6 separate regions of the Mus musculus genome follow, and regions 2, 3, 4, 5 and 6 are each linked to region 1. The links are chromatin loops, found by intact Hi-C in ENCODE. Cell type or tissue: heart. All regions are shown on one strand. Region 1 overlaps Snrk (SNF related kinase). Region 2 overlaps Ano10 (anoctamin 10). Region 3 overlaps Ano10 (anoctamin 10). Region 4 has its middle 14 kb from the start of Gm39465. Region 5 has its middle 23 kb from the start of Pomgnt2. Region 6 overlaps Ano10 (anoctamin 10).

What was found. Hi-C counts contacts between places; a loop is a spot of excess contacts. Peaks named below come from ENCODE experiments on the same cell type or tissue, not always from the same donor. Only the 100,000 strongest peaks of a DNase experiment are listed, where the experiment ranks them.
Region 2: a loop joins it to region 1, with 2.4 times the contacts of the local background. A loop is called at or near these places in 2 of 42 quality-filtered maps.
Region 3: it touches region 1 in a loop (4-fold over the local background); 15 of 42 quality-filtered maps call a loop at or near these places.
Region 4: a loop joins it to region 1, with 4 times the contacts of the local background. A loop is called at or near these places in 5 of 42 quality-filtered maps.
Region 5: a loop joins it to region 1, with 4 times the contacts of the local background. A loop is called at or near these places in 18 of 42 quality-filtered maps.
Region 6: a loop joins it to region 1, with 5 times the contacts of the local background. A loop is called at or near these places in 16 of 42 quality-filtered maps.

What each region holds. Positions count from the first base shown.
Region 1 is chr9:122,118,433-122,122,432 of GRCm38, forward strand. The region is part of intron 1 of Snrk (SNF related kinase); the gene reads left to right. Among named protein-coding and RNA genes, the nearest start is that of Snrk, 3.2 kb to the left of the region's middle. In heart, a CTCF peak has its summit at 1,795 (motif pointing right); a DNase peak (open chromatin) is centred at 1,849; H3K4me3 peaks cover 2,366 bases; H3K27ac peaks cover 331 bases.
Region 2 is chr9:122,242,231-122,246,230 of GRCm38, forward strand. All of the region lies in intron 11 of Ano10 (anoctamin 10), which reads right to left. Among named protein-coding and RNA genes, the nearest start is that of Mir8106, 30 kb to the right of the region's middle. In heart, a CTCF peak has its summit at 2,415 (motif pointing left); a DNase peak (open chromatin) is centred at 2,401.
Region 3 is chr9:122,196,983-122,200,982 of GRCm38, forward strand. All of the region lies in intron 12 of Ano10 (anoctamin 10), which reads right to left. Among named protein-coding and RNA genes, the nearest start is that of Mir8106, 75 kb to the right of the region's middle. In heart, a CTCF peak has its summit at 2,448 (motif pointing left); DNase peaks (open chromatin) are centred at 1,819 and 2,509; H3K27ac peaks cover 2,893 bases.
Region 4 is chr9:122,063,463-122,067,462 of GRCm38, forward strand. No RefSeq gene overlaps it. Among named protein-coding and RNA genes, the nearest start is that of Gm39465, 14 kb to the left of the region's middle. In heart, no CTCF peak of the experiment used is centred here; a DNase peak (open chromatin) is centred at 1,689; H3K27ac peaks cover 1,789 bases.
Region 5 is chr9:122,017,356-122,021,355 of GRCm38, forward strand. No RefSeq gene overlaps it. Among named protein-coding and RNA genes, the nearest start is that of Pomgnt2, 23 kb to the left of the region's middle. In heart, CTCF peaks have their summits at 1,518 and 3,298 (motif pointing left); a DNase peak (open chromatin) is centred at 1,626; H3K27ac peaks cover 865 bases.
Region 6 is chr9:122,183,560-122,187,559 of GRCm38, forward strand. All of the region lies in intron 12 of Ano10 (anoctamin 10), which reads right to left. Among named protein-coding and RNA genes, the nearest start is that of Snrk, 68 kb to the left of the region's middle. In heart, CTCF peaks have their summits at 1,699 (motif pointing left) and 2,769; DNase peaks (open chromatin) are centred at 952, 1,702, 2,572 and 3,442; H3K27ac peaks cover 1,906 bases.

The DNA of each region.
Region 1 (4,000 bases):
AACTTGTTAATTTCTAATCTTGTTACAGTGTTTTCCAGATTTATAAAACCATTCCCTTCAGAGAAATCTGTCTTCAGCGTCTGGTTAAATATTTCTCTTGGAATTGGGTTCTTGAAGACAATTCTGTATGTGTGTTAATTAAACATACTAATTAGACAAGTTTCTTTCAGAGAACATCAAATACATAGCAATTTTTCTGGCTGTCAGTGTAAAATTGACCCATTTTACAGACCTAGGGATGAAAGAAATTATATGACATTCCCAAGGTCACATAATGAAGCTGGGTTAAAAAAAAATCGAGGGCATAGCACTGACTTAATATTCCTGTCCTCAAAGCTTTCTGATCAGAAACTCTTAAGTGCCACTTTTTGACTTTTAAATTTTTGCACAGCTAGTTATTTTACTTTATGCAGAAATTTTCTTTTATCCTTTTATGCTCTTCTGAGTAAATTTTATAGTATTCTGAGTAAATTTTAATGAATAATTGCAGTATGACACATTTGATTAAACAATGATTCTCAACCTTCCTAGTGCTTGGACCAGTACATTTCCTCATGTTGTGGTGACTCCTAACCATAAAATTATTTTCATTGCTACTTCATAACTATAATTTTGGTGCTGTTATGAATCACAATGTAAATATCTGTGTTTTCTGATGGTCTAAGGTGACCCCCACGAAAGGGTCGTTTGAAAGCAAAGAGGTCGCAGCTCACAGTTGAGAGCTACTGGTTTAAAACATCCAAGAACTGGGAAGTTACACTGATTTTTATTTTTACTTCTATAGAGCAGACAGACATACAGATTAGGTCTTTATGTAGTGATCTTGTAACTTAATCACATAATCCTAAAAGGAAGCCTTTTAACTGTCCTTTAATTAAAATTGAAGGACATTTGTGTTGTTTTTACTGGGCATGTCTACACTAAAGTGAGGTTGCTTATCTCCTGTTGAAAGTGAAACTAACTAGAAAAGGCTATTTGGGGGATATAAGTGAGTGGCTATGATTCTAAGCACTGGTATTAAATAAAACATAATTTATTTCCTATTGCACCTTTCTGAGCATCAGTTCATTATACTGCCTAGGATGAAAAAAGGTATGTGAATTTTCTACACAGCCCGGATTTTCTGACTTAAACACATAGGTGAGAAATACTGAAGGCTTACTTTAACAGCATCCCAGCCACAAGATAGAATGTTTAGCTAAAACACATTTTTGTAGGAAAACTAACTCAGCACCAAGTAATATCAGTACTTGAGCATCAGAGATAGGAAGGATCAAAATTCAAGTCCAGCTTGGGCTACATAGTATGTGTGGCATCTCAGGAATAAAAGCACACACACAAACACACTCTCCTGAAACATGTGATCTCTCTCTCACAGACACACACACACTCACACTCCCAGCCCTGGGGAGGCTGAGATAAGGAGAATCATGAGTTCGAAACTGGCCTGGGTTTCGTAGCAAGTGCAAACATAGTAAGACCTTTCCTCAAAATACAACAAAGTCCTGCTGTTCAGGATGCAGGTACTCCCCATTATGTGCAGACAAAAGTCTTAGGTCTACTAGGGTAGAAAGGCTGAGTAGATGTGGGAGGATAAACTTATAAGGATAAGGATGAATTCCTAGAGTTTTTATCTGTTTGGAAGGTTCCAGGGTAGAAGGGTAGCAGTAGGAGAAAGCAGAAACCAGTTTCTGCCCTTAGGTTCTTGGAAGCAAGCTATTGTGGAACACTAAGGTAAACTAGCAGAAGGATTGCTTTTGACAGGAATAGAGCAGGAGGCAGTGAACGAACAGTAGGGGGTGCTACTCACTGAAGGCCAGTCTCAAAGGCTAGCATTCCAGGCAGGGAGTTGAGGGAGCAGGAGGTCAGACTCACTGTGAGAAAAGGAGTTGAGGTGGACACAGCACAACTGCACAGCACATTCTGTAAAACATTTGTAAAGGGAGGAAGGTGTGACGCCAACTTTGGGATGTGTTGGCTTTTGTTGTTTGGGAAGAGCCACACTGTCAAATCCGTGAGGTCTGGTAGCCTTGGGAGAGAGCACTGCAGGTGTGGTCTGCCTGGGATGGGCTGGAACTGAACTGTTATTTTCACAGAATTATTTCCTCATCTGCTTTTCTGCACATCTGTTTTGGGCTGTGGTCTTTCACCCCTTGGGAAACCATTTCTTGCCTTTGGTAGGAGAGGACCCTGCTGACAGATTCCTTCTCCGTCCTCCCTGAACACTCATCTCTCCATTGTCACTTCAAGAGCCTCCCAGGAATTTCCTTCGGCACCTCCAGAATTTGGCCTGTGCGCAGCAGGCTCTTCCATGTTTATCAGTCCTCTCTCCCTTTCTTAGGCTGAGACCCCCCAGTCTGCTGCTGATAGCAACTCAGTCCAGGGCAACTCAGTGACAGGGCATGGTCCATTCATGGGACATGTCGTCTCCAGGTGCAAAATGAGAGAGTTCACCTATCTATTTCTGTTCACCACTCAATTGCAGATTTGCCTACACCATTTATTGTTGGGTATGAAGTCAGCATCCCAGCACACCATATGACTGATATGGTAACTGGTCAAACACAGCTCCAGTGAGCCTGGTTTTCTCAGTTGTTGATATGTGCTTACTTTCTCAGGCAACTCCTTGAAGGCTGATTGCTTTGGTTCTTGTATCCCCAGGTGGGAGCCATGCCTGATACAGTATGTGCACTCAAGACGTGCCTTCATCAGTTAAAATGACTTATAAGCCCATTAATGGAAAACATGCCTGTTTTAATACAGCTAGGCTGGACTTCCCTTGTTTTTCAGGCATACAGTTTTGGAGCTAGGAGGAAATTCAGTTCTCTGTCAGCATCTGTAGATGTTGTCCTCCTCCTTCTCCAGTCTGAGGTTGGTACCCCCAGCTCCCGCTCTCCTCATTCCACATGTCTCTCTGCTTGCCCCCTGGGTGCTTCACTCATGGAGTCTGCCTCTACAGCGAGGTCTTCTGCTTGATCCTCACCATCACCGTCCAGACTCTGGCAGCCCTCAGTTCTAAGCCATTGGTGATCGTGTACCTGGAGATGTTTCTAGTTGCCTCCTTAGCCGTCTCCCAGATGAGTTTTGTCCGTCCAGTCAGATCTCCATTTTGCAGCTGGACTAATTTCTGAAGCCATCATTTGATTGCTGTTTCTTTACCTGAGACTCCTTTATATAATAAAATGTATCAGTGTGTTTTAGGTAGATACTATACCTAACAGTTACTATATGTACATACACTGTACCTGGGTTACAGAACTGAATAAGGCACACATGATTTGTACAGCTAAACTTACCTAGCCAGTGGGGATGCAGATTAGTGATTACATTGTCATACAAATATGTGACACACAGTGATGATGATAATGGTACAGGATATTGTGCTGCTAGTGTATATGGTGGAGCTGGTGTGTGACAGGAGGTGGGGAGAATATAGGGGATAATCAGGATGGTGACCTTTAAGCTGGATGGTAAAGCATTAGTTAGGGCTAGCCAGACCTGAGAAAAAAATAATTTGGTACCAGGCCCTTTGGATCTGTGCTCCACTGGTAGTACCGTCCCATCACAGGCCCTTTGGATCTGTGTTCCACAGGTAGTACTGACCCATCAAAGTAAGGTCTCAGCTATCTTTCCTGGAAAGCCTCTTTTCCCACAACATGATTTCAATTTGTATCTTAAGCACACACAGAAATTTCTCTGGGATGCCTTCTGTGAACCCCCAAGGCAGATTTAAAGGAAAGAACACCTCTTTTTTAATGCCTGTCCCTGCAAGAGGCCGTAAACAGTGGAGCGGTGTTTGGGAGCAGGGTGTTACGGTTACTAGGGAGTATGACAGTAGATTAGGGAACTAACCTTACAGTCCTTAGCACTGTTAGCAAGTGACACTTTGAAATATGGAACCTTAAGCCTACAGCTGGCTCCTCCTGTCTCCCTCTGTACTGACTCTACTTGCTGTGTGGCAAAGCTGGAGGAAGTTGGAGAGATCGCGAAACTTGGTTCA
Region 2 (4,000 bases), 120 kb after region 1:
GCTTAAGGACAGCAGTGTCTGTATCTTTTGCAGCTCATCATCCACCTGCGCCCGATCTGTCAGAGGCAGTCTTGACTTTGAGGCTCAGCTTGAGCCCAACTTACAACACACACACACACACACACACACACATACACACACGCAAGTATGTTATACTCACACAAAGGCGCACACACCTTCAGTTGAAACATTCATTTTTTTTTCTTTTACCCAATATATGTAAAACGAAAAACTCAGACCCTTTGCCCCTCTTGGCACTTAACAATGTTAGAAAGCTGTAATTCATCTTTACAACTCTGAATGTATGCCCGTCCCTGGGAAAGTGTTTATTAGCCAGGGACAGATACAGGCAGCTGCATTTTACACATAATGCCAGTCTACTAACTTCTGGTCCTGTCTGCATCATGGCACCTTGGGGTCCACAAAAGAAGCCAAAGCCCCTCTGAAGCTACTGAGCAATCGATCTGCTGAAGGGACAGAGTGACAGAGTGACAGAGTGACAGAGTGACAGAGGCTCAGCAAAGAAAGCAAATCCAACATGGTGATGTAACAGAAACATGAGCCGCTGAGGCAGTGCCTGACCAGACCCCAACCAACATCTTAAACACTGAAAGAACATTTAAACCAAGGTAAAAAACTCAAAAAAATGAGCCCTGCAATGGTCACTCTGAAGTGCCGCCACCTCCTGAAGAGGGACGAATGGTTGTCTCCTCTCCTCTAGAACAGACCCTCAGCCAGGGTTGTGATGAGATCTGGTTGCACGAGGGCAGAGGCTGAACAGGAAATCGCTGTTCTGCAGAGCATTCCTGTATCACTGGTTACTCCAGCTGCTCTGCAGCGCTGCAGGAACACATGGGTGGCAGGTGCCAAGAGCTGGGACCATAGTCGGAGCTGCCAAAGAATTCGGCAAAGGGAAGCAGACAGACCTGGGGAGCTGTGGAAGGTGGGAGATATCCTTATGTAAACAAGGAAGCTCAGCAGGAGCTGCAGGTTCTCCTGTTGCTGAGAGCAAGAGCACAAGGAAAGAGGGAGGGGGGAGGGAGGAAGAGGGGAAGGGAGGGAGGAAGGGAGAGAGGAAGAGGGGGAAAGGGAGAAAGGGAGGGAGGGAGGGAGAAAGGGGAAGGGAAGGAGAGGAGGGAAGGGAAGGGAGGGAAGAAGGGAGGGAGGGGGAGAAAGAACTGCCCAGAACAGGCTGAGAAGAGGCAGTGACTGGTGAGCGTCCTCAGAGCTAGACCACCATGCTCTCCACAGTGTATGATTCCTTGAGGGTCCACCCTGCTCTCCTGCTTCACAGCAGGACTCAGACACTCTGGGCTGTGAGCTTCCCAGTGCTTACATTCTTACCCCACCTTAGTATATTTTCTGAAACCATGCTACTGTGAATAAAAAAATATCACTTCCAAAGTGAGGGGCTTGCCTTTGCCTATATTTTAGGGCAAGAAATATGTTAACCACCATAATACCTTAAAAATGCAAAATAATCTAAAAAATTGTCATCAAAATGTTACTTTAAAAAAGAGTGTGCTCTAATCATAAGTGTTGAGAGGTCTCTGGGTTGTCAACAAAACAAACATCTGCCATTCACAGAGACTAAAGGCCAACCCTTAAGACAGCAGTCCCCAGGAAGCCCATTCAGATGACACAAGGACACAAGGTTCTTCATATTCTGCATTGTGGGGTACATGCACGAGGAAGTGTCTTGTTGAGTCTGGAGTGCAGCTCATCATGCAGGGAAGCCATGGCAGGATGAGGGGGCGCTGGCAGCTGAAGGAATGTGGCTGCTCAGTGGCTGCCTCCTTTCCCCTTTTTATTCAGGCTGGGACCCTAGCCCTCCAAGGCACCGCCCACACTGGGGGAAGGGAGGGGGAGGGGGAGGGTCCTCCTTCAATTGTACCTTTCTGGACACAGAGGTGATTCTAAATACCAGCTGGATAGCAGTCAACACTAACCATTACAACCCCCATGGTGGTGACTGGAAATCCAAGGCTTCAAGAGTAAAACCTTGACAGACACTTGGCAGCAGTGTGAAGCCATAGGAGAGTGTGCCCAGGTTTTTATGGCTTCCCTCTCATCACTTTAACTGTCATTTCCTTATCCTGTCTGATGGCAGTCTGTCTTTGTGGAGTCCTTCCAAAGGTTCTCACTGCAGTGACAGCTCTACTTTACCCAAAGGCTCTCACTGCAGCGATGGCTCTTCTACTTTAGCACATGCTTTCATCAGTTTTCATTTCATTTCATTAAATTATATCAATTAAAGTAACAAAAATGCCATGCAAAACCAAATATGTTTTGGTGGTGGTATCTCTTTTCATAAGCATTTAGCAAGCAGACTCTGTCCCTAGACCCTACATCCCATCTACATCTAGAAGCTGGGAGAGCTGCTATACCAGCACCCTCTAGTGGGCACGGGGATCAGCGCCATCTAGAGATGAGGTTAGAGAAAGGCCTCCTACCACACTGGAATTTCTCTCTTAGGCAGTTCTGCAGATGCTTCCAAAGCTAGGATCATATCTTCTTAACACCTGGTACGTCTTAAGCATAAAATAAATATGCATCTGATGGAAGAACCCGCCCTGCCTGCCTTTAAGCCAACCACAGAACACAGAGCATTTTAACTGGATAAAAAACTGAAGATGGGGGCAGCCTAGAGTAAGACTAGAAAACATAAAAAATGACCAGCAAGGATAAAAAAAACAGAAGTAGGAAGACGGGCTGGGTGTGGTGACTCACACCTGTGGGCTAGCTCACAACCCTGACTCAAAACCAAAGCACAAATGTTAGGGGAAAATCTAGCTCATGATTCCATCCAAAAGGACACAAATAGAAGAGCTAGAACCCAACACATGTAAGACAAAAAACAAAAACAAACAAACAACAACAACAACCCCCCTGGGAAGTGGACACCATGAACAGTTGACTGTTGGCTCTTCCTGGCCAAGCTTGCAATTAAATTATCAGAGTTTAATAAAGCCAACCACAATGATCTGCATTTCTGAAAAGGACAGCGTCAGCTGGCAAATTCCAAGTAGCTAATCCTTCTGCAGGTACTTCAATTTATCAAAACAAGCAGAGGTGTCCCAGGGCTGTCCAGTGCGGGTGCTGGGAGCTGCACTTGGATCCTCTGCAATAGTGATGTGATCTTAACCTCTGAGCCATCTCTCCAGCTCCACTAAACATGTTCTAAATTTACAGGGTATTCTTACAAATAATAGAATTTTAAGATTTTTGCCTAGAGGTTTTCTTAATATTCTTCCAAAAAGTACAGTCAGCAAGCTTACCAATTACCACTCTGAAATTCTTTCTCAGATAACTATCACAAAGAACACGGAGGGAGGAAAAAAACCCTGTGATTTATTTGCCCTTGTACAAATTCTTAGTAAGAACTGTTTCATCACTAGAAACCATTCATGAAGTGACTTGGCACACGCCTGTCAGCCCCTGGGGAGCTTTGGTCCTTGAGCAGGCCTGGGGAGCTCCATCTTGGAGAGGAAACAATGGAGATTAGACAGTTGTGTGAGCGTCCTGCTAGCTGCACAAAGGGCACCAGGTGTCCTATGGTAGAGCAGGAACCAGGGCAGGTGGAAGGCAAAGGGGAACCACTGAGAGCCTTTCCCATCACAGAGGACAGACGTGGTTAGAATATCATCCCGGGAGAACAGCACCATGAGCAGACAGTGTGGGTGCGCCATCACTTCCGTGGGGCTGTTAACACGCCTGAGGTGAAGGGGTTAAGGGAGCAGGGCTTTGCTTTGGCTCATGGTTTAGAGGGTTTAGTTCATGGCTGCCTCACTCCGTTTGCTTGGGCAGAACAGCCTGGCGGCAGGAACATGAGGTAGAAGCTACTCTCTACTTCTTGGTGAACAGGAAGCAGAGAGAAAGGTCACACAGGAAGAAACCAGAACAACCTATCACGTGACTCCAGGAACCTATCTGCACTAAATTGGCCTCATCTCCAACCTTTCACCACTGCCCAGTAATGCCATTGCATTGCAAACCTACT
Region 3 (4,000 bases), 79 kb after region 1:
TTGTTAGAAAACAGATGAGGTCAGTGGCAACCAACAGACTGCTCCCTGGGGAAAGCAGCTACATTTGAAGGACTCACATGCTTTAAAGACTTCTCTGGAGAGAATGGAAAATACAGAGCGAACGGTGGCCTGGCAGGATTTGCCAGGTTTTAGCACAAGGGCTAAGCACTCTATCTGGCTTACTTTGCGGTTACACTACAGACTTAGTAAGCTTTCCTTATTACTGATGGGGGAAGAAAATCTGAGTTTTACCAAGCCAGGACTGGGGTCCGTCTGAAGGGCTCCCCAGCACATTCCTTCCCCCAGCAATCCCAGGAAGGCACATGACTTGTCTCCATTTTTGCCTGTGTGTCTATTTTAAGACTCTCACTTTGTCCAAGGACATCATTTGTCATTTATTTAATACACTGGCTTCTGAGCTATGTGCGAGTCAACAAAGTCTGAGGTATTTATCCAGAGACTACTTTATGCTAGGCTTTGTACCGTGTAGGACACTACCTGGACCTAGGAACGTAACAGCTCACAGAGGAGACAAAAGCCTGACCAAGGACAGTGGCCCCATTACACAGTGGCAGGAGACCCCAAGTGAGAAAAGGGCAGCAGAGGAATGGATGAGGTGCCAGGAGCCAACATCTACCAGAGCAGACATCTCCTCCTCCCTTCCTCTCCCCCATCCCCCACTCTCTTTACACAGAAGTTAGGGGCTGCGGGAGGGGACATCAAGCGTCCTGCTCCATCATCACTTCTCTCTGCCTTACCTCCTTCAGGCAATGCTTCCCATTGAACCTGGAGCTAGGGTGGCAGCCAGGGAGCCTCAGTGAGTCTCCAGTATGTCCACACAGCGCTGGGAATACAAGCCTGACATGGCCACATAGGGTCTTTTGCTTCTGTGGGTACTTGGATATGAATTCAGGTCACTAGCATAGCAAGCCCTCTCACCCACTGAGCTGTCTCTCCAGCCACCTGTGAGGACGTTTATCATGCTGGCTGCGCAGGCTCCCAAAAGATGTACTGAAGAAGCTAAGGCAGAAAAATCTAGAAGGTTAACTCCTTAGCTGAGACAAAGCTACTGTGGGAGAAATGGCCTAGGAATGGCTAACAGATCCCACGCAGAGGCCTCTGGGAGTCACCCATGGGGGGTGGGGGTGGGGCTTTTACTCATGTGCAGCTCATACTCTCCTCAGGATACATCAGCTGCCACAGTCAACACCTAGAATTTCCAACTGTGGAGGACCATGGAGACAGGGGGTGTTGCTTCCAAGGGGACAGGGGATGTTGCTTCCAAGGCACAATTCTTCTTGCCTCTGTTGGCTAGTTTTATGTCAGGCTGATAAAACCTGCAGTGACCTGAGAAGAGGGAACCTCAAATGAGAAAATGCCCCACCAGGTTGCCCTGTGGGCAGAGCTGTGGTGCACTTTATGGCCGATGATTACTTACGGCGGGCCCAGCTCAATATGGATGGTGCCACCTCCGGGCTATTGGTCCTGAGTGCTACAGAAAGCAGGCTGGGTCGCCCTTAGCAACAAGCCAGTGGGCAACAATCATCCACGGCCCCTGCCTTGACTTTTGTCAGCAATGGAGCTTGACCTGAGAGTTGTAAACTGAAATAAACTTCTTCCCCAAGTTGTTTACAGTCAGAGTGGTTGATTGTGGCAATCGGAACTCTGAGACCCCACCCAGAAGCAGTTGTCATACAAGGTGCTCAGGTGAAAGGAGGTCCTTGTTCCCACTTAGCATCCCTGTCTCCCCTCCGCACACTGTCCCAGTACATCCTCATCATGACCTTACGGCCTGTGTGGTAGACAAGCTGTGTGACCCAGGAGAAGAGGGATAGGATGACTCAGAGGCCAGGCTCTCTCCCCAGAGTGCTATCCCAGCTAGACAGGCAGTGCTGGTGAGTGCTGAGCACCAACCCTCTGGGTAACAATCCTGTACTGATTTGGGCCCTTGTCTTGTTCTTTGAGCTGATTTCAGTGGCTACTATCTTTCTGGGAGGCTCTAGGCTTCTGTCCTTGCTCCCTGGCTCACATATATGCTCTGGACTTAGCAGCTAGGCTGCCTGGAGTAGCTAGCTAAGTGGCTACTGACTTCTCTGGGATGGGTACTAGACTCCAGTTACCAAATGGTTCTTGGATAGTCCCTTCTGTTTAATTGGATCTTTTAAAAATGACCGGATACCAAGTAAGCCAATTTATAAAGAAACACAGGCATCCGCCCAAGTTCTTCCTAAAGGTCTCAATTGAGCTGAGTAATTTCAAACGCCCTTTGCAAAGCAAATGAGTCTACCTGCCTGCTCTTCCATACACATCTAGCTTGCCGGTGTGCTTAGGAATGCCCGTTTCCCACTGTGAGGGGCTGCGCTCTGCTTCTAGCACTTCCTTCCAAGTTCACTGCAGAACAGTTTGTCCCTGGGAGGTTCAACAGAGGGTGCTGAGCGCCTCCCGCTGGCCAGACCCAGGCCTCCAAGTCAGGATTTATGGTATGCTGGTTAAAAGGCCAACCCCATTCAGAGTGCAAGCCATCTCCTGACAGGCTTAGTGGCAGAGACTGCCTAAGCTCAACTGTGCCTGGCTCTGGGATGGGAACAGAGGAGGAGGCAGGGCAACAAGAGGCTTTAACATGTGACCAGAAGCCTCTCTCTCTATGGCAAAGGGCGGAGCAGGGAGTTGAGGCCACAGTTAGTTACAAGTCAGGGTGGAACACCAAGCTAAAGAAGGCAGAAAACACAAGCCCTGGGAAAGGCACTTGCCAGTGGAGGTGTGGAGAGGCACAAGCAGGGTGGTCTGACCTTCCAGGATATCTCCTTCTCCAGCAGTGAGGCTCAGTGGGAGGGTGAGGAGGAGCTGAGCTTTCCCCACGTTTGTTCCTGCATATTTGACTGACAGAGTTTCCCCAAGACTAAATACCGTTTCTTTTTCTATTTTCAGGTGAGGTGGGGGGGCACATGTGTATATGTGCGTGTGTGGGTCTGGCTGTGTGGGTGTGTTTGTGGGATTGTGGGAATGTGCAGAGGCCCAAAGCTAATGTTGGGAATCACCCTCTCTCCTATTCACTGAGGCAGGCAGAATCTCCCAGTCAACCCCACGCTCCCTTGCTACAGTCCATCCATCTATGGCCAGCTTGCTCTGTAGATGGAGAGGCAGGCAGGACCTCCCAGTCAACCCCACGCTCCCTTGCTACAGTCCATCCATCTATGGCCAGCTTGCTCTGCAGATGGAGAGGCAGGCAGGACCTCCCAGTCAACCCCATGCTCCCTTGCTACAGTCCATCCAGCTTACAGGCCCAGCTTGCTCTGCAGATGGATGCCTATCTCTGCTTTCTGAAGCTGGAATTGCAGGCCAGTTGCCTGTGGGTGCTGGAGTCGGAACTCTGGTCCTCATGCTTTAACTACTGAGCATCTCCCTAGCCTAAGAGAGAATTTTCTAATTCTAAGATACCTTAAAAATACTTTGCATACAGATTATCCATGCTATATTAATAAGTTACCATCTAAAGACTTTATGTTATAATTTTTCTGTATATGAAAATTTTCCAATAACATTTAAACTGCTTATTTTTGCATGGAAGAAAACATTATTTTATATAGAACTTATATGCCACCTCCTTACCTTTTTGGGGGGGAGGGGTTCATTATGCTATAGTCCTGGCTGCCTTAGAACTTCATACATAGTCCAGAATGGCCTAAAGCTCACAGAAACCCACCTGCCATGACAGTAACTACCGTATGGACTTTACGTGTGTAACCCCCTCTGTCTGCAGACGTGGTATGTCTGCCTCTTTTAGTATGTGACTGTTTTAGTTCTCTGAGCTACATTCTCCACCACAGGGCTGTTTCACTGTGGAGCACTAGGAGCTTGACCAAGGCTCAGGACCTATTTCTCTAGCAAATCCCAAAACTGAGTCTTGCCATCTACCATGGTACAGTGAGACCAGCTGACTGGAGACCAGGTTCTCTTGTCTCCTCTTTTGGGTTGAACCCCCACATCCAACCACAGTTCT
Region 4 (4,000 bases), 55 kb before region 1:
TAAAAGCCAAGTGGATCCTAAATCCCAATTAGTATCAATAATGTCCACGGAATGTAACAAGCTCGCTACAGTATCATGTGTTTATAAAGGGGAACTGAGTATAGAGTGTGTTAGAACTTTAATTCCTTCTTGTCCCTTCCCTGTGAATCTACTTTAAAGAAGAAAGTCTCTTCGTTTGTTTCTTTGTTTCTCTCTCTCTCTCTTTCTTTCCCTCTCTCTCTTTCTTTCCCTCTCTCTTTCTTTTCTCTCTTTTTCTTTCTCTTTCTCTCTCTCTCTTTCTTTCTTTCTTTCTTTCTTTCTTTCTTTCTTTCTTTCTTTCTTCCTTCCTTCCTTCCTTCCTTCCTTCCTTCCTTCCTTCCTTCCTTCCTTTCTGTGTGGTGTTTGTATATGTGCAGCTGTGAAGGCTGTAGGCAACCTCTAATGCCATTCCTGAGGCAGTCTACCATGTTGGTTTGAGCCAGAGTCTCTTACTCTCCTAGGACCTGCTGATTCTCAGAGCTTCCTGTCTCTGTCTCCACAGTGCTGGGAGCACAAGTGTGTGCAGCCTCACTTGGATTTCTCATGTGTATCTGGGGACCAAAGTCAGGTCCTCATCATACCTTTGACACAAGCATTTTATTATGGCCTGAACCATCTCTCCAGCCTGAAAGCTTAATTTTAAAACAAAGGTTATGCACTTGAAAGTCAGAGAGAGTCCAGTTCAGGTCTCTCTTTACTGCCTATGACCCTGGAGACAAATCATATGGTCCCTTTGTGTCTAATTTTCCAAACACAGTGAGAATCAAAGATTTCTGCACCTTGTTTGTCAGTCATAGGAACTCTATAGGCACAGTTTCCAAGCCCTGCAAGAGTCCTCAGGACCAGACACAGTGCACACACTTATGTGACACAAAATCAAACTAAATGTTGGCTCATTTTAAATTCTCCATAAGCCAGGAGGACTGGACTGTTAGATGAATATTTCTCTCTTAAAAAACATATGAATTGGGCTTGGAAGATAGTTCAGTCCATAGTAGGCTTGCTGTCCAAGCATACGGAATAGAACTCCTGTCTAACATCCATGTGAAAGCTAAGTGTGTCAGAGCACACCTACAATCCCAGAGGCTGAGGCAGGTGGATCCCTGGGGCTTGGCATCCGGTCAGCCCAACTTAATCAGCAAGTACCAAACACCCCCTTCCCCAACACACACACACACACACACACACACACACACACACACACACACACACACACACGGGGTTGGGGGGGGGAGAGACAGAGACAGACAGACAGACAGACAGACAGACAGACAGAAAGAATATTTACCTGCTCACTCATGAACACCCACACACACTACACTACATAAATAACAATAATAATACTGGAAGAAGCTTGCTTTGTTCTCACAGTTTTGAGAATTCCTGACCCTGACTCCCTCCCTTCAGCTCAGCCTGAGTTAATCTCTCCTTCATCTTCCTAAGATTTACTATCCTCTGCTTGGGTCAGAGGGGCCAGTTCAGCCTGGAAGCCTTTCCCCGGGGAGGGTAGGTAGGTCCACGGACTTTCTTCCTTTTCCTTCTTCCAAGGCCCCAGGCTGTATGGCTGACGAGCGTCTATCCTTGGCCTGTTGGTAAGGAAGAGGCTGTCACAGGATCCCCAGGAGGCACATCAACCCCTGATGGTTCAGGAAGTCCTCTCTAAAGCACAATTCTGAACCTAGTCCAAGAGACAGGAAGCTTGTCACAGGTCACCTTCCTGGACATCTACGGGAGAGGCTCCACAGCAGAGTCAGAACAACACATCCTGTCTGAGAGGCCAAGCAAAACAAAAACCAAGGCCCTCTGTACCATGTCAGAATGAGGTGAAGCTAAGACTCCCATGCTTTATCCAGGGAACCTCCTCCTAGAGAGCTGTTTTTATTTGTTAAAAATCCTGAAACACTGATAAGATATGCCTTTCATGAGTGGGAAACCAAGTCCTGGGCGTCACGGAGCAAGACCCCGCTTCCTGTTGAGAAAAGGTCTGCAGTCCTTCATATTCTGTCTGGATTTAGTACGTATGCCCTCGACACACCAGCACTGGGCAATGACCTACATGGGCCACAGGATTTGGGTACATGAATTTTTCTACAGCAAAATCCCGAAACGTCAGAATTTTGGAGGTAGCCGTGCAATGATTTAAAACCATTTTCAAAGCTGGCCTCTGAGGCTAGTGGTGGCCAGTGTCTCTCCAAACATGTAACTCTCCTGCTCTTCTGAGCAACCATTGTCTTCCCATTTTGGGGGAGAGCTAAGCACTTCTCATGGTGGCTTATGAAGGGAGTCATTAAGGGTGAGTTTGGAATGTTTACCTAAGGTGGTGTGTGACTTGAGTACTTGAATTTGGTGTTCTACTCCGAAATCCTGACATGTATATGATGTGTGGTGGCTAAGTTCCCAGTGGGTGTGAACACCTGTAGATGGCTGGATTGCCCCTTGCCTGGGCAGAATTGGGTTTTGTGACCTTGCTCATCAGGTCGTGCTGTATAAACTGTGTAGTCAATGACCAGTTATCTGTCTTCCTGTCCACGATCACTTAGTTTCCAGTACTAACCTTGTTAGTACTGGGGTCCTGTAACTTTTTATTTGTTTGGTTTCCGAGACAAAGTATCTTTATGTAGCCCTGGGAGTCCTGGAACTTGATATGTGGACTGAGCTGGCCTTGAACTCACAGATATGGGCCTGCCCTGCCTCTCAAGTGCTGAGATTAAAGGTATGTGTTACTTTGCCTGGTGGGTCCTGTAATTAAATTCTCCTTCCTTCCTCCCTTCCTTCCTCCTTCTCTTCATCACTCCTTCCCTTCCTCCTCCTTCTCCTTTTTCTCCTCCTCTTTGTTTCTGAATCAGGGTTTCATATAGTCTAGGTAGCCTCAGATTATATATCCAAGCCTGGCCTTGAGTCTCTGATTCTCATGCCTACATCTCCTGTGTCCTGGGATTACAGGCAGGCACCCCCATGCCCAGCTGATCACAGGAGCAAACACTTCTGCAGCATCCCTATCTGACAAAAGCCCCACTCATATGATGACACTATTAGAGAGACTTAGACCAGTCTCACCTTCCCACATTTGAGAACAAGAAAGGGTAGAATAAACAGACCCAAGCCCTTTCCCTCACTTAAGTATTTTTTTAAAGTTGAGGGCAATTGCTTTCCTTTAGAAATGTAAATATTTTAAATATGCAATATCATTTTTGAGTAGGTTATGAACCCTTAGGATTTTTGAAGTGACACCAATATCCACAGAGTGACTGAGAGGCGTCGTCTCCATTGCTGTCCAGTCCGTGGGGTCTTACATCCTCTTTCCCATAGGTCACTACTTTATTAGTTCCCTATAAATTCTCCCAGTGACATTTTGATGGAAATAGAAAGATAGGCATTTCCCTCTAGAAAGGAATTTTTAAATTTTTCATGAATACATTAAGCTCCCTTGGTCCCTCACTAGAAGGTAAAGTTAAATAAAAGTCGATAAATTCAGAAATGACCCCAGATGACTGAAGCAGAACCTGAAGGCTTCCTACAATATGTCAGTGAACTGGCATTTTTCTTTCCACATGTGGTTCCTGAAGTGGTAAAATAGTTCTCTTCCATCTCCTTGGCTGTGCTCCAATACTCCTCTGTGCCCTTGTGGGCCAACAACTCCATAAACTAGGGTCTCTGACAAGATCCTCTTTCTCTTCTGTGCTCCATCCTCACTTTCCAACACACACACCTGCCTGGGGCCCACAAGTCAAGACCTGTGCGGACCGGGAAGCTTGAAGATGTTAGCAGTAGTCAAGGGAAATACTCTGTCAGAAGGGATCTCACAGGGAAGGCAGGCCAGAGGAGGTCTCAGAGGTGTGACCTTGGGCAGTAGATCCTGTAGTCATGAGCTTCCAACAGGACATTGTCATGAGCTTCCAGGCTGGGGGAGAGTGACAATATGTTGTCATAAGAGCCATTACATGGTTCAGAAAGATCCCCTGACCAGGGCACACAGCTCAGT
Region 5 (4,000 bases), 100 kb before region 1:
TGTTTGAGGTTGCACGGGCTTTCTGCTTATTTGAGGTTGCACTAGTTAATTTTTGACAACTTGACACAAACTAGAGTCACCTGGGAAGAAGGAACTTTGTTGAGGAATTGCCTCCATCAAAGGCAGGTGCCTTTGGCTTGTCTGTGGGCAATTTCTTGATTGCTAGTTGGGGTGAGAGGGTCCAGCACAGTGGGCAGTGCCATCCCTATGCAGTTAGGTCTGGGCTGTGTGAAAAGCAGCCGAGAAATCCATAGAGAGCAAGCCAGTAAGCAATCATTTCTCCATGGGCCCTGCTTCAATTTCTTCCCTGGTCTGGTGGACTGGATATAACCTGTAAGGCAAACAAACCCTTTTCCCTCCTGTTTACTTTTTATCCATATTTTATCCCAGCAACAAAAAGCAAACTGGGACAGAAATTGGTATCAGAGAGTGGGGTATCGTCGTGATAGGCCATTTCAGAGCCTTGGGCTAGGGGAGGCCACTGAGAGCTCAAATCTTCATGAGCTTATGGAGGAAGTCAGTACACAGCATCCCCTGTGGTCTCCGCTTCAGGTCCTGCCCTGAGCGCCTGGCTTCCTGATGACACGTTAGCTGGGATTGTAAGATGGAATAAACATTTTTCTCTCCTTTTCAAGTTTCTTTCCAAAATCAAGTTGATTTTGGTCAGTGTTTTATAACAGCCACAGAAAGCAAACTAGGACATAAGCTTTCTGATTCTTTTACATGCTATGCTCTTCCATCACAAATAACAGCGTATTAAGATTCACGAAGGTAAGTCGGGAAAGAACCAATACCAGGCAAGAGCTGTGGGATGCTGGGTGCTTGACAAGAGGAGCTTAAGACGACCTCAGCAAAGTCAGCTGGATCCCTTCCCTGCCCAGAGCCCTTCTGTTGCTGTGTCCTCTGACCTTTGGGTGACATTACCAGCCTCCCCTCTAACCTCTAACCTCTAACCTCTAACCTCTAACCTCTAACCTCTAACCTCTAACCTCTAACCTCTAACCTCTGTTCTGAGTTTCACTCTCTGGGCTGCTTCTCAGCAAAGCATACTCTGGAAACTCCTCTTGTGGGGTTTTTATGGAAGGAGCCTACGCTGCTTCCAGAATTCCTCCAAGGACTCAGCCCCAGTTGCTCACAGTGGCTGTTCTTTTAATATCATGTCTCCCCTCTTCTTCCTTTTTTTCCCCTCCGGTTCCCTTCTTCTTTTCCTTCTCTCCTCTCCCCTCCCCTCCCCTCCCTTCCCTTCCCTTTTCTTCTTTTTCTCTCCCTCTCCTCCCCTTCCTTCTCTCCCTTCCTTCCCCCTTTCTCTTCCCTCCCCTCCCCTTCCCTTTCTCTCTTCCCCTTCCCCTTCTCCTCTCTTTCCCTCCCCTCCCTCCCCCTCCTCTCCCTTCCTTTCCCTTCCCTTCTTCATTTTTCCCAGGGAAAAACCTTGCAGGATTTTCTTTCCTGGGTCCATGATTGTCTAAACCTGACTGTGCACTATTGTAGTGAGAGGACACTTCCCTCTGGGTCCTGACAGGGGGCAGCATTTAGTTTCCTATCAGAACGAGTTGCATTCCTAGACTTGTATGTGATTCCAGCTCAAAATAAAGAAAAACATTGAAATGAGGGGTTTAATTCCCGAGAGGGACTGGAAGGCTGTGTCAGCGTTTCCATGGTGAGGGCTGTCTTCTGGGGATTTACCTTCCAGCTGTGAGAATCTGCTTTATGCTAGACTTTAAGCCTTTGGCTGCTTAAAGGCTCTATATTATTAAAGAGTCCACTTTTGACTAAGTTGAAACTGTGACTCTGTAAAGCCGACTCAGAATGTTCTCCCCTCTGCCCCTTGCCCCATTGGCTGCTGGCCACGCTCCTTGCCAAGCAGCGTGGAGACTTGGCAGAGGTGCGGCATCTGGCTCTCCTGCTGTGTGTGGTCTGAGAAGGGCTGCACTGAGGAAGAGAACCTTGGCTCTTTTGTACTGTTAAAATGACACCTCCATGGGTCCCACCCGAGTCTATCTGTAGGTGTTTCTCCATGCACAGTCACTCACTGACCCCAGGTCTTAGAATCACAGAGGAGAAGGGCAAGTGTCAGCCTGCGATGCCTCCGTGAGTATCAGAAGAAAGCCAGGTTGAGATGTTTTGTGTGAATTCCTTCTTGCAGCAAGAGCCGGTATAGTGCGAGGAAGAGAAAGGGGATCTGTCTCATCAACCAAAAGAGAGAGCAAAGCAGGCTCACTTTGAGCCGTCAGCGTCAAACACATCAAAGTCATCTCTGCTTGGTTTTAAATAAGAACACATTTGCAGACACTTTGGCATATCCTTTATTTTAAACAGAGTTACAGAGGTGGATGGAAGCCCCTCACGATAGAAGGAAGACGCTGAGAGCAGAGAGCCAACATCTGTGTTGGTGCGGAACCTGACTGGGTTCCGAGTGTCAGAAAGCACCATGGGGATTCATAACCATCTCAACTCAAGGTCTGGGGACCCATTGTCCTCTCCTGACCTGTGCGTGGACCAGGCATGACAGCAGCGCACATACATACACATGGGCAAAACACATACAAATTAAAATTTAATATAAAAATCTAATAACATTATTAGAAATAATATTTATAAAGTTACATGGGAAAACATTGATACAAACAAGGTTGGCCAAAAATTTATGATGAAGAAAAAGCTTTGACATCATCTGGGGATCTAAAAAGTCATGATTTGCAGAAAGGTGCCATGCCTCTGTATGTGAGTGTGTGTGTGTGTGTGTCTGTGTGTGTGTAAGAAAGAGAGAGAGAGAGAAAGAGTGTGTGTGTGAATGAATGTGTGTATGTGTATATGAGTGTGTATAAGAGTGTGAATGTGAGTGTGTGTATTTGTGTGTGAGTATGAGTGTGTCTGTGAGTGAGTGAGTAAGTGAGTGAGTGTATGTGTGTAAGCCATATGTTTCTATGAAACTTTTCACAAGCAAAAGGGGAAAGCTTAAGCAAAAGACACACCTCAGGCCACACAGAGCCTCTGGACAACTATAAAGGACCTGCGGGCTCACCACACTCAAAGCAATCACTGTCTCATTAGCTGACAGCTGAGTGGAGCCAGCAGAATCTCCTGTGGCCTTCACTACAGGAAGTACAGACTACCTCAGTAATCTACTGGGGCCACAAGACACAGACAGCAGCAGCAGCCACAAAATCAGCAGTAGCAATAAGAAGCCCTAGAAAGACGGCTCAGTGGTTAAGGGCACTGGCTGCTCATACAGAGGACCTGAGTTCAGTTCCCGACTCTAACTACACTTCCATGGATGTAATGCCCTCTCCTGGCCTCTGCCGGTGCACATGTACACATATATGCATGCAGGCAAAACACCCAACACATGTAATAAAAAATAAATGTTTTAAAAGGAGCTCTGAAAGTGGAAGGATCTGTGTAGTTGCCGTTGCTCCACATTGTATTACCTACTCCAGTGTTTCATGAGACAAACAAAGAAACATTAAAATATGGTAAATTCGGGAGGGGGCACATGATCAATGGAGAGTACTACAGAAGTCATACATTGAATTTTTAGATGAAGACTCTAAATAAGCTTGTATAAATTATTCAAACAATTCAAGGAAATAATGTCTAAAGAATGAAAAGAAAGGATCAGAATAGTGCCTCACCAAGTCAGTAATTTAAATAAAGACAGAGAAGTTGCTTTTAGGCACCAAATAGAAATTTTGTAGTTGAAACATACAATAGCTAAACGTAAATCTCACTAGAGGGCCTCAGAAGCCATTTGAGGTCATAGAACAAAGACTTAAATTTGGGCTGGGTGGGGGGATGGTTCAATCATCGAGGGCATGAGGACTGGCTGGTTTTGTGTCAACTTGACACAAGCTAGAGTCATCAGAGAGAAAGGCGCCTCAGTTGAGGAAATACCTCCATGAGATCCAGCTGAAAGGCATTTTCTCAATTAGTGATCAATGGGGGAGGGCACAGCCCATTGTGGGTGATATCATCCCTGGGCTGGTGATCTGGGTTCTGTAAG
Region 6 (4,000 bases), 65 kb after region 1:
AGTTTCAGCTGCCTTTGCTCAGCACCTCCCTTCCTTCCACAGGTGGCTGAGAAAGTTCACTTCTCCGATTTGTCCACGTCCCACTTCCTAGGGCAGAAGCTTCAATGGAGGAGAGCCATGGTGGCGGGGATTGCACATGCTCTCAGGGCAATGTTCTACGCTAAAAAGCAAAAGTGCAAGGACCACCTGAGGATGCTCCACAGACAGTGAGCCTCTCATGAACTGTAAACGGGCATCCCATTTATAATTCACTTTTAAGTAGGTCTTCCAGAATGCCTAAGAATGTTTTCACAACTTAAATTTTGGTATTATTTCAAATTTAAAAACTGCCGACAACATTAAAGGAGCCCAAATCACACAGATGTGCTAGCTGCTCATGCCTCACCCCCGTTTCCTGAAGCAGCTAAGTGGATCACAACCTTCCACCCCTACGCAGGTCAGTGAAGAATCATAAAAACAAGCCTTTTCCTTATACACCCAAAGAAACTGCTAGCTTAGTGATTTTCAACTGTGAAATAATGATTGTTTTCCTGTGGTCTCACGCTTTCCAAACTGCATCAAAGTGACAGAATCCAGAACGTACAACAAAATAAGACAAAAGCGAAGCTAAGGGAGGTGGCATACTCCCATATACCCAGCACCAGGGAAACCGAGGCACAAGGGTGGAGAGTTCAATGCCACCCTGGACTAGTGTGACCCTGCCTCAAAAACAAAACAAACAAAACCAAAAAACAAACAAGCAAAAACAAACCAAACACAAAATAAATTCCAGACCTTAAAGTCCCTCTGAAAAAAGACAGGAAAACTGTGAACCCCTAAACAAAATTCTCTCAGGAAACAGCCAGAGCATTACGACAAGAAGGCTATTCTCCCCAGCTAGGTTGTAGAATGTGGGTCAGGCATTTCTCATGATTCTCATGACCATCATGACCCTGTCCCCATCCCTGGGGTTCAAGCTTTTGTGGAGTCTCCTATCCTCCAGTGAGTTAGACTTAGCCATTTACTTTTAACTAACAGAAAGTGAGACACGGGTGCATGGTGGGTTTGGAGACACTGGGCCATGTCCTGGGCCCCACCAGTCTTTAGCCTATCCCCTTTCTTCCAAGGAAAATGAAAAGATATTTCTGTCCACAGGGGTTGCTTTCTTATCTCTAACTCCGCCTTATTAATCCAATGAAATGGCTCCGTATAAGGTAACTCCCCTATCATGGCCACACTATATAAACAAGGGTCTCTCTTGACATTCACCTATGTTACAACAGCTCTGACATTCTTACACCCTCCCACTTTGAGACTTACTTTGCAGTCCAAGCTGGCCTCAAACACAAGATCCTCCTGCCTCCACCTCCTGAGTGCTGGGGTTACAGGTATGTGCCAACAGGCCTAACTATCTGCTGGAGACTCTTTCTGCCCTGGGCTGTGAGGCATGTCTTGCAGGCTCACACTCCTCCAGCAGGCCCTCAGAAGATGGCCATCTCTCAAAAGCCAAATCCAGGTTTCTCTTGTCTCCACAGAGCTCTGATGACAGAATGTTCTAGCAAACACCTGCAACTTGCACAATGCAACTGGGGGCCTGGATGTCTAGTATGGTTCCACCTGAACTCGTTTCTATGTCAACAGCTGCAGATAGTGGTGCTCCGGGAAAGCAGCTCTAGATGCCTAGGCCACCTGTATCCATAGTTTGCCCCCTGGTGGTGAGAGCCCAGGATTCACACTGGCAGATGCCTTCTCAATTGCCTCACAGTTAGGACATGAATGAACTAGTCACTAGATCCTGGATAATAGTGTTTAAGGTTTCCTTTCCTCTCTGCCTTTGGAGATAGGTATGTGGTGCCTGGAGCAGTGGCAGCTATCTTGTGACCATGATGAACAACCATGCCAAGGATGGCAGGATGTGAAAACAGAAAATGCCTTCGTAGTTCTTAAGTGATGTTGCTCAGCTACTCCCCAGCCCCGGGAGGTCAGTGTGAATCTGTTTCCAGTCAAGTTCACGTCATGATCTTGACTCTTTCTATGGAAACCACCCAGAGCTATTCCAGGCTGTTGAAGCCCTAAACCCTCTCATTCTTCTGGAAATGACTAGGCATTCTCTCCACTGAGCTGTAGGCACAATTCCATTGAGTGGGCAGGCCTGTCTGGGCACTGTGCTGTCCATGCCCACATCAGGACTTGAAAGCCAGCAGTCATGCTGCTGGTTTCTAACAAGCCCATTCTGGGTTCTCTCAGCACCTGTCCACTCACTGCTATTAAGCTTGGTTTAGGATCCTAAACTGTGCTCTTTGTTGTCCATTCCATGTGGCTGTTTTTCTTCCTTGGCCAAAGTCTTGACCTTTGACACAAGAGGTCTCCAGGTCCCCCCAGTTCCTGCAGTGCTAAGTGTTTTGGGTTCTCCATAGTGAGCTAAGCTGCGCTGGGCCTCGGGGGGTTTTGTACGCCTTTCCTGGTCCCTCGTCAGGGTCACAGGCTGGAGCTCTTTCCGGTCTTTATTTCAGTGGCAAGGAGATGACGCTCAGCTCAGCTCAGCTCCCTCCTCACACTCACAGCCTCACCAGCAGGCAAAGCAGCCTCCAAGAGCTATAGACAGGAGCAAACTTCCCACCACACTCCATCTGCACAGGAAGGGAGGCTGCTATGGTCATTACTCTAGCACACTGGCTCTCAAGTTTGGAAATCCCTGTCTAGGAGGCAACTCACTTCCCACTGGGCCTTTCTTGGAATCTTCCTCTGGTCTCTGCCTGCAGACAGGCAGCCTCTGGTGGTCATCCCCAGGCTTCCTCCAGCAGGGTGTAGTCCTCCCCTCTTGTGCTCAAACTACCCTTACAAAGCCAGCTGCTCTAGAGTTCTCTCTTCCCTGTATAGAATTCTCCCTTGGCCTCTTGATCTTCAGCCTTTTCTTTATGTTTCTGTTCCTGGCTTTCTCTCTGAACTTTTTCCATCTTACAGGGAGATACATGATACACTCAGAACAGTTAAGAGACTATGTACCCCCTTCTGTCAAGATTGGCTAAAACTTATGGGAAATAATTAACCAACCAAGTCCCTGTGTTCCCATGTTGTTAATTTCCTGCTAAAAGTCTACATTTCTCAGCTTTTCTTGTGGACTACAGAAGCTGTTCCCACTCCTCTAAGGGGTCACATCCCATCACACACACACACACACACACACACATACAGAGAGAGAGAGAGAGAGAGAGAGAGAGAGAGAGAGAGAGAGAGAGAGAGAATATGAATACAAAATGTTCCCTTGCTGTAAATAAACACAGGCCCTGCATAGGGCAGACCAAGCCTCTCTTTTTCTCAAGAGGCTTCAATATGCTTCCCATGCAACAAATGTTGGAGGATGGGTCACAGGACAGATGTGTGGGGAGGGCTGTTCCTCAGCTCCCATGTTTTCAGTCTTTCCTCTGTGGATTTCAGGGAACTGAAGTCTGTGGGAATAGTCTCTGCTGGGCTTCCTTCTGTTCCCACCAGTGCAGAAGGGCAGAGGCAGGGCAGTAGCCTGAGATGAGGCCCAGGTCAGTGGGGGTGGAGGTGGTGAGCTCCAGGGGAGCCTCTCTTGACCCAGGCAGATTCCTGTAGATCCTTCTGTCTTCCTCCACTCTTTCCTTCCTTTGCCCTCTCTCCTTCCTTCCAACCGGATCTTACTATGCAATCCAGGCTGGCTCTAAACCCTGATCCTCCTGTCTCCACCTCCCCAGTGTCAGGATCTCTTCCTTTGCTTGTGGCTTCTCAGAACACTGATAAGATTTGGACATTGACATAACTGATTCTATGTGCACCCAAGTTTGGAAATTCTATCTGTGAATCTTTCTGCTACAAGGTCTCAAGATCTGACCTTATTTCCTCTAGAACTTGCATTCAGGGCATGACCCCCCTGGGGATCAAGTGTGATTTTGTGTTGATTTCCTGCGTACTGACATCCAGTCCTTCCAGAGACATCTGCCGAATCATCCCCTGCTCACTCACCTGCAGTCTTTGTGGTCACAGGCAGGTCACTTGC